2 separate regions of the Homo sapiens genome follow, and region 1 is linked to region 2. A link is an interaction called in ENCODE POLR2A ChIA-PET data of the cell type or tissue named here. Cell type or tissue: endothelial cell of umbilical vein. All regions are shown on one strand. Links, peaks and the distances in the headings refer to the core of each region. The heading gives the core; the rest is flanking DNA. Region 1 has its middle 45 kb from the start of TTC39A-AS1. Region 2 overlaps DMRTA2 (DMRT like family A2).

Region 1 (2,907 bases), core at 283-2,782, 870 kb after region 2:
GGGTCTAACTTTACACAGGATTTTACAGCTTGACCAACAGTGTAGCAAAGTACAGGCTTTAGAGTTCAGCAGCCTGTCTTCAAATCTTACTGCTGCATAATCGTTGTGTGATCTTAGGCAACTTATTTACCTGTGCCTCAGTTTTGCCATCTGCAAAATGACAATGGCCCCACTTCATAGGATTATGTAAATATTATGAGGATTAAATAAATGTAAAGTACTTAGAATAGCAACTGGCACATAATGAGTATTTAATAAATACTAGCTTTTATTCTTTTCCCCAGAGCATATTGGTGTCTGATGTTCTGGAGTGTTTAATGTGGAGGAAGAAAAACAAACCTGATCTAGTCATTTGTGAGACATTAGCTGTGATGTCTCTGATTAAACATCCACTTTTTTTTCTTTTTTAGACAGAGTCTCGCTCTGTCACCCAGGCTGGAGTGCAGAGGCGCGATCTCGGCTCACTGCAAGCTCCACCAACCGGGTTCAAGCAATTCTGCCTCAGCCTCCTGAGTAGCAGGGACTACAGGTGCCTGCCACCACGCCCACTTAATTTTTGTATTTGTAGTAGAGACCGAGTTTCACCATGTTGGCCAGGATGGTCTCAATCTCCTGACCTTGTGATCCACCTGCCTCGGCGTCCCAAAGTGCTGGGATTACAGGCGTGAACCACCACGCCCAGCCAAACATGAACTTTTAACAGTCCATAGAGACCTTCAATAGTTCATTCTATGTCTTCCCAAAGGGCTCTATTCTTATTTTGTCACTTAACAGTTGACTTTATACAGTGGAAGCAGTCATAGATTACTCATTTAGAGATGGAGTTTTCGAGTCCCCAAATGAGGTTTCTTGTTTGTGGACCTAGCCTATTAATCAGTAATGAACTTTGCACTGGAATTCAAAGGAGCCGTGCTAACCCGAGCAGAAGGCACTTTCCGACCTTGGAAGGCTGCATCTGAGGGTGGGCGTGAGAAGTTCCCATTTGCTGCTTGGATTGCAGAATCCAGACACCTCTCATTTATTACTGAATTAGTGTGATGATGCTGAGGATGTTGAGAAGGCACTGTTAGGCTTTAAATTTGAAGTAAACAAGGAAAAGACTGTTGACTCCCATCATCTTAGAAGAAATGATCTTGGGAGTAACTCCAGAGGAAAGGGTCTGGATTTGATTCCTTGAATGGTTCTAGTACTCAGCACACTGGGGCTTTCTTAAAACCTCTTGGTGCCATTCTTCACTTGGGAATCTCCCACCTGGACCTCAGCCAAATCTTGAGTTGGTGTTGGCCTTTTAGGATCCTGGCTTTGATGTCAGGTTGTGGCTTTCTGCTGTGAATGATAACTGTCTTGGAAACACTCCCATTCTGGCTCAAGAGATAAGGAATAGGGCAACCTGCCAACCCATGGGAGAGCTGAGGGCCCAGCACACTGCTAGAAGCCACTCTGCCATTCTGAGGGCCTGTGATCAGTGAGAGGCTGAGGTAGACTTTCTGTTGCCAAGGACCTGTTCAGATCATGTTACATCATTGCTACTTCCCTAACAACTGAATTCATCTTGGGGCACAGGATTTAGACTTTCTCTAAATGAGGATTACTTGCTCTCTGGGTGTTCTGGCTACTGTAGAGCCCCTAAGAAGTCTATTATTTCTGGTTGAATTGCTTAGGGACACAAGGCTTTGGCAGAAAGGTAGGGAAGTGTATCTGTTGCCTCATTTTGCAGATGAAAACCCATAAAGAAACTGTAGAAGGCAGGAAAGAGCCTTAATCTTGTCCAAATTGCTCATTTTTAGAGGATCTGTGACTTTCCCAAGGTTACTTTGAAAATCAGTAGCAAAGTCAGGACTGGAATTCAGGTCTCCTTATTTCCAGGCTCAAACCTTCCACCTGATCTGTGGCCTCTCCATGGCAGATGTGCTGGGAAGGTCTGCACTATTAGAGAAGCAGTGACCACAGATGACTCAAATAAGACATTGAGAGCCTATGACAGAATTTTCACTTTCTTGAAAACGCCCTTGCATAAGGATGTGGTGATGTTAGAAACCCAGTGTTTTCATTGTCCTTCACATATGTATGTATATGTATATATTTGATAGATTATCTCAGAATTTGCAGGTGGGGTACAGGAGGCAAAACCCACTGATTTATCTTATCAGGGCAGCAGAGGTAAAAGTGACATAGGATTAATTAACAAAGCCCAGGAGGAAATAAACAGCAAATGTTGACGAGGAAATCATCTTGACCAAATTTTAAAATGAAAGCACCCGTGGCCGGGCGTGGTGGCTCATGCCTGTAATCCCAGCACTTTGGAAGGCCAAGGCAGGTGGATCACGAGGTCAGGAGATCGAGACCATCCTGGCCAACATGGTGAAACCCCATCTCTACTAAAAATACAAAAATTAGCTGGGCATGGTGGCGCATGCCTGTAATCCCAGCTACTCAGGAGGCTGAGGCAGGAGAATTGCTTGAACCCGGGAGGCAGAGGTTGCAGTGAGCTGAGATCGCGCCACTGCACTCCAGCCTGGTGACATAGCGAGACTGTCTCAAAAAAAAAAAAAAAAAAAAAAGCACCCGAAATGAGTTTTTTTGTAAACTGCAATTTTCCAAAGTATGTGTTTGGTGTCCTGTGAGTAGTGCTGCTTTGATACAGCAGCAGGCAACATTCCAACATGTGGGGAAGCCATGGAGGCCTGTCCTCCTGCAGCCTGTCTCTACCCGCTCACCCTGTCCTGTCCAGGAGCCTAGAAACAGGTTGGTCTCCCAGCATCCAGGCTTTGGAGAAGAGATAGCTTGCAAAGGGATTACTCTCTATGGAGGACATTCTTTTGTTTCATTCTAATAATATGAGAGATTTTTTTTTCATAGCATTTCTACTCTGACAATACTCATTGGAAAAGATAATCTTGGGTGAGG
Region 2 (2,907 bases), core at 199-2,698:
AAGAGGTAACGCTGCCGCCACTGCCCTCTCTTTCCAGGGTGGGAACGCCGCCCGAGACCGGGGTACCCCACACTCCTCCCTAGCGCTGATCCCAGCGGAGCTCAGGCCGCAGTCCCCTCCTGCCGGCTGCGGAAGCTCCCAGAAGCGGAGACTCAATCGCCCCCCTGCCCCTGCTACCAGGCCAGAGTCTGGAGTACAGATACTGGCTCCCTGGGGCCTGGGTGTGCGACCCCAGGCCGGTCATTGCAGGTCTCTGCGCCTCCCTGTTCCTGACTGTGCAATGGGCAGCGGGTCAGGGGCGCACCGTGGGCGCAGTACGTTCCCAGGCGCCAAGGGCTGTGACTGACCGACCTGGGCTTCCACCGCGGGGCCTGGGCCATGGAGACGCTCCGGGCCCAGGAACGGGGGACCTCGGGTGCCCCACTACCTCACTCCTAGAACGCCCACCGCTCACGAAGCCTTCCTGAGCTCTACCCGAAGGTGCTGACAGCCTGGAGCTGAGGCCAAGGCGCTTGGGGGCACGCTGCTTCTCCCTGGGCCTCCTATGTTCACGGAAGGAGAGTTTCCGCAAACCTCTCACTCTCGGCCAGCAGACCCCGCTTCATGAGAGGAGGAGACCCACTAGGGGCGGTGGAGAGGCGAAGTGATCCAGGGTCCCGGAAAGTTGGACAATTCCCTGGACCAGATGGCTCTCAGTTTCCTCCTCTGTAAAATGGGGCCGGTAATAAGCAACTCTCTGGATTCACCCCGGTTTGCTGCGAGGATGAACTAATATAATAGTCTTTAAGTCTGTGACGCTCCAGATGTTCTTGGGAATGAGTAACGCGGGTCCACAGGCCGCCCCCTCGGGTCCGGCCAGAGCATCGGCAGGAACCGAGGAGCCTCGGGGGACCCAGCGTAGGTCCTTCCCGAAACCAACACCTTGGGTGCGGTGGGGCAGAGGACGGGGATGAGGCGGCCGGAACCGCCCTACGAGGAGAGGCTGGGAGGCTCCGAAAACCTGGGGTAGGGGGAGCGCACCGGGGCTTTAGAGGGCGCAGCGGCCAAGGGCAAGAAAGTTTACACTCCCAGAAGCTTCCGCACGCTTTCTCCCGCCTGCCTCTTTTCTTTCTAACTCTTCCCTCTCCTGTCTCCTCTCGCCCTCTTTTTTCTCCTTTTTTATCCCCTTTTCGTCCATCGCTCTTGCCGGCATCTTTCTTCTCTGGGTCCTTCTCCCCCACTTTCATCTCATCGCGCTCGCACTTCATCACCAGACAGCCAAACCCCCTTTCCAATTAAAGTGGAATTAGGCAACTCAATCAAATTAGTTCCCCATTAAAGCCCTTCTTTATTAAACCGTTTTCTTGTCCTGCTATTAAGTTTCACTGCCTGGCGGAACTCGAGCCGGCCCCAGAAGTTTACCTTGGGATGTCGCCGGACCCAGCCGAGGGGAGGAGTCATTCTTTTCCTGGAGCGGGGGAGTCACCCTGCGGGGAGCGGGAGGGACTGGAGGTTGAAGGAGAGGGTCGGCCCAGGAGCGGCTAATTTGCTCAGCTCGGCGTGAGGAGGGAAGGTGAAAAGGGTGAGAGACGAGGTCTGGCTCGAAGTCGCGTGCTCACGGCCCCTCTCCCAAATTACACTTTTTCAAGGAAGGCAGCATGCCACCCCCAACTCCCCAGAACCCCATAACTCCCAGGCTGTAGCCCTTGTCAGAAGAATGGTAGCAGCCACCCTGCCCAGCCGTCGCCTTCGTTGCCTGTGGTTCCAAATCTGAGATGGGGAGCGCGCAGTGTGTACATCCAAATCTACACCTCGGAAAGAGCAGGGACTGGGCCCCCAGCCTTGCAAGATCCCTGTGAAGACTGGGGCCGACGATCCAAAAACTAAGAGCCGGGGCAAGGTGACCCCTCCGCAAGGGTGCCCAAGCTGGGGTACACACTGTGTTCCCTCTGCTCAGCGGTCGCGGGTCCTTCGGGAGTTGTGAGCCCCGCGCCACTCTGGTGGGATAGGTCTTCCGAGTACCACAGGAAGTCTCCTCTCCCAGTAGCCCCGAGGGTCGGAGATCCCACGGGACCTCGGACAAGCGTCTCCTTAGCGCCGCGGCCTGAGTGGGAAATCACGACCTTCCCCAGCGCCCCACCCCCACCCCCTATTTCTCGAGGAGCGGGACGGGATTCGGCATTGTTTTCTTAGAAAATAACATTTATTTCTAGCTCATATCTATGCAAAGGAAAGCACAAAGTGCTGCTCTGCAGCAGCGTTTTCCGCTGCGGGCCCTTCAGTCAGGGCGTTTGGCGAGTCCCGGGAGGCGAGGATGGGCCCGCGAGCGGGCGGTTCTGGCTCAGTCACACGTCGCTCTGTTCCTGCTTCAGTGCGCACCTTGACGGCTCCTTAGGGACAGACCAGCCGCAGGCAAGAGGGGCAGGTGGGCAGGATTCATCCCGAGTTTCCAATATATTTAATCTCTAAACCTGATAAGTACAATGCGCGCATAGTCTAATTTTTTTCCATTTTGTCCCTTTTTTTGCTTGTTTTGAATGTTTTTCACGTTAATACCGAGGTCACCTACAGATTACAATTAATAACTTAGAATTCCATTTTATAACATTATACACTGGCTTGTATATATATATGTATAGATTATATATAGATTTATACATATATAAAAACACACTGCACCAAGGAAACCCATGCTTATCGGCATAAGCAACAAAGAGAGCGACAAATACCGCAACGAGGAAAGTGCACCTTAAAACTTGTTTCCTTTTTTTTTTTTTACAATTGTATCGATATATATGTGTGTCCCAAAGACTCAGTGCCAAGAGATTTATACATCCTAAATTTATATTTGTTAGAGCGAATATTTAAATTTTTTAAAAGTGAGGGCTGGGGAGACACAGAAAAGACTCTCGGATTATCCTGCCATCC

The links. Peaks named below come from ENCODE experiments on the same cell type or tissue, not always from the same donor. Only the 100,000 strongest peaks of a DNase experiment are listed, where the experiment ranks them.
Region 1: POLR2A ChIA-PET joins it to region 2 with 6 read pairs; 1 of 35 experiments calls an interaction of 5 or more read pairs at or near these places.

What each region holds. Positions count from the first base shown.
Region 1 is chr1:51,283,300-51,286,206 of GRCh38, forward strand. No RefSeq gene overlaps it. Among named protein-coding and RNA genes, the nearest start is that of TTC39A-AS1, 45 kb to the right of the region's middle. In endothelial cell of umbilical vein, for the core only: no CTCF peak of the experiment used is centred there; a DNase peak (open chromatin) is centred at 1,362.
Region 2 is chr1:50,415,390-50,418,296 of GRCh38, forward strand. DMRTA2 (DMRT like family A2) reads right to left here. Exons shown (of 3, transcript NM_032110.3): 3 at 2,161-2,907. Among named protein-coding and RNA genes, the nearest start is that of DMRTA2, 6.6 kb to the right of the region's middle. RefSeq lists an enhancer at 2,714-2,907. In endothelial cell of umbilical vein, for the core only: no CTCF peak of the experiment used is centred there; no DNase peak of the experiment used is centred there; H3K27me3 peaks cover 2,246 bases.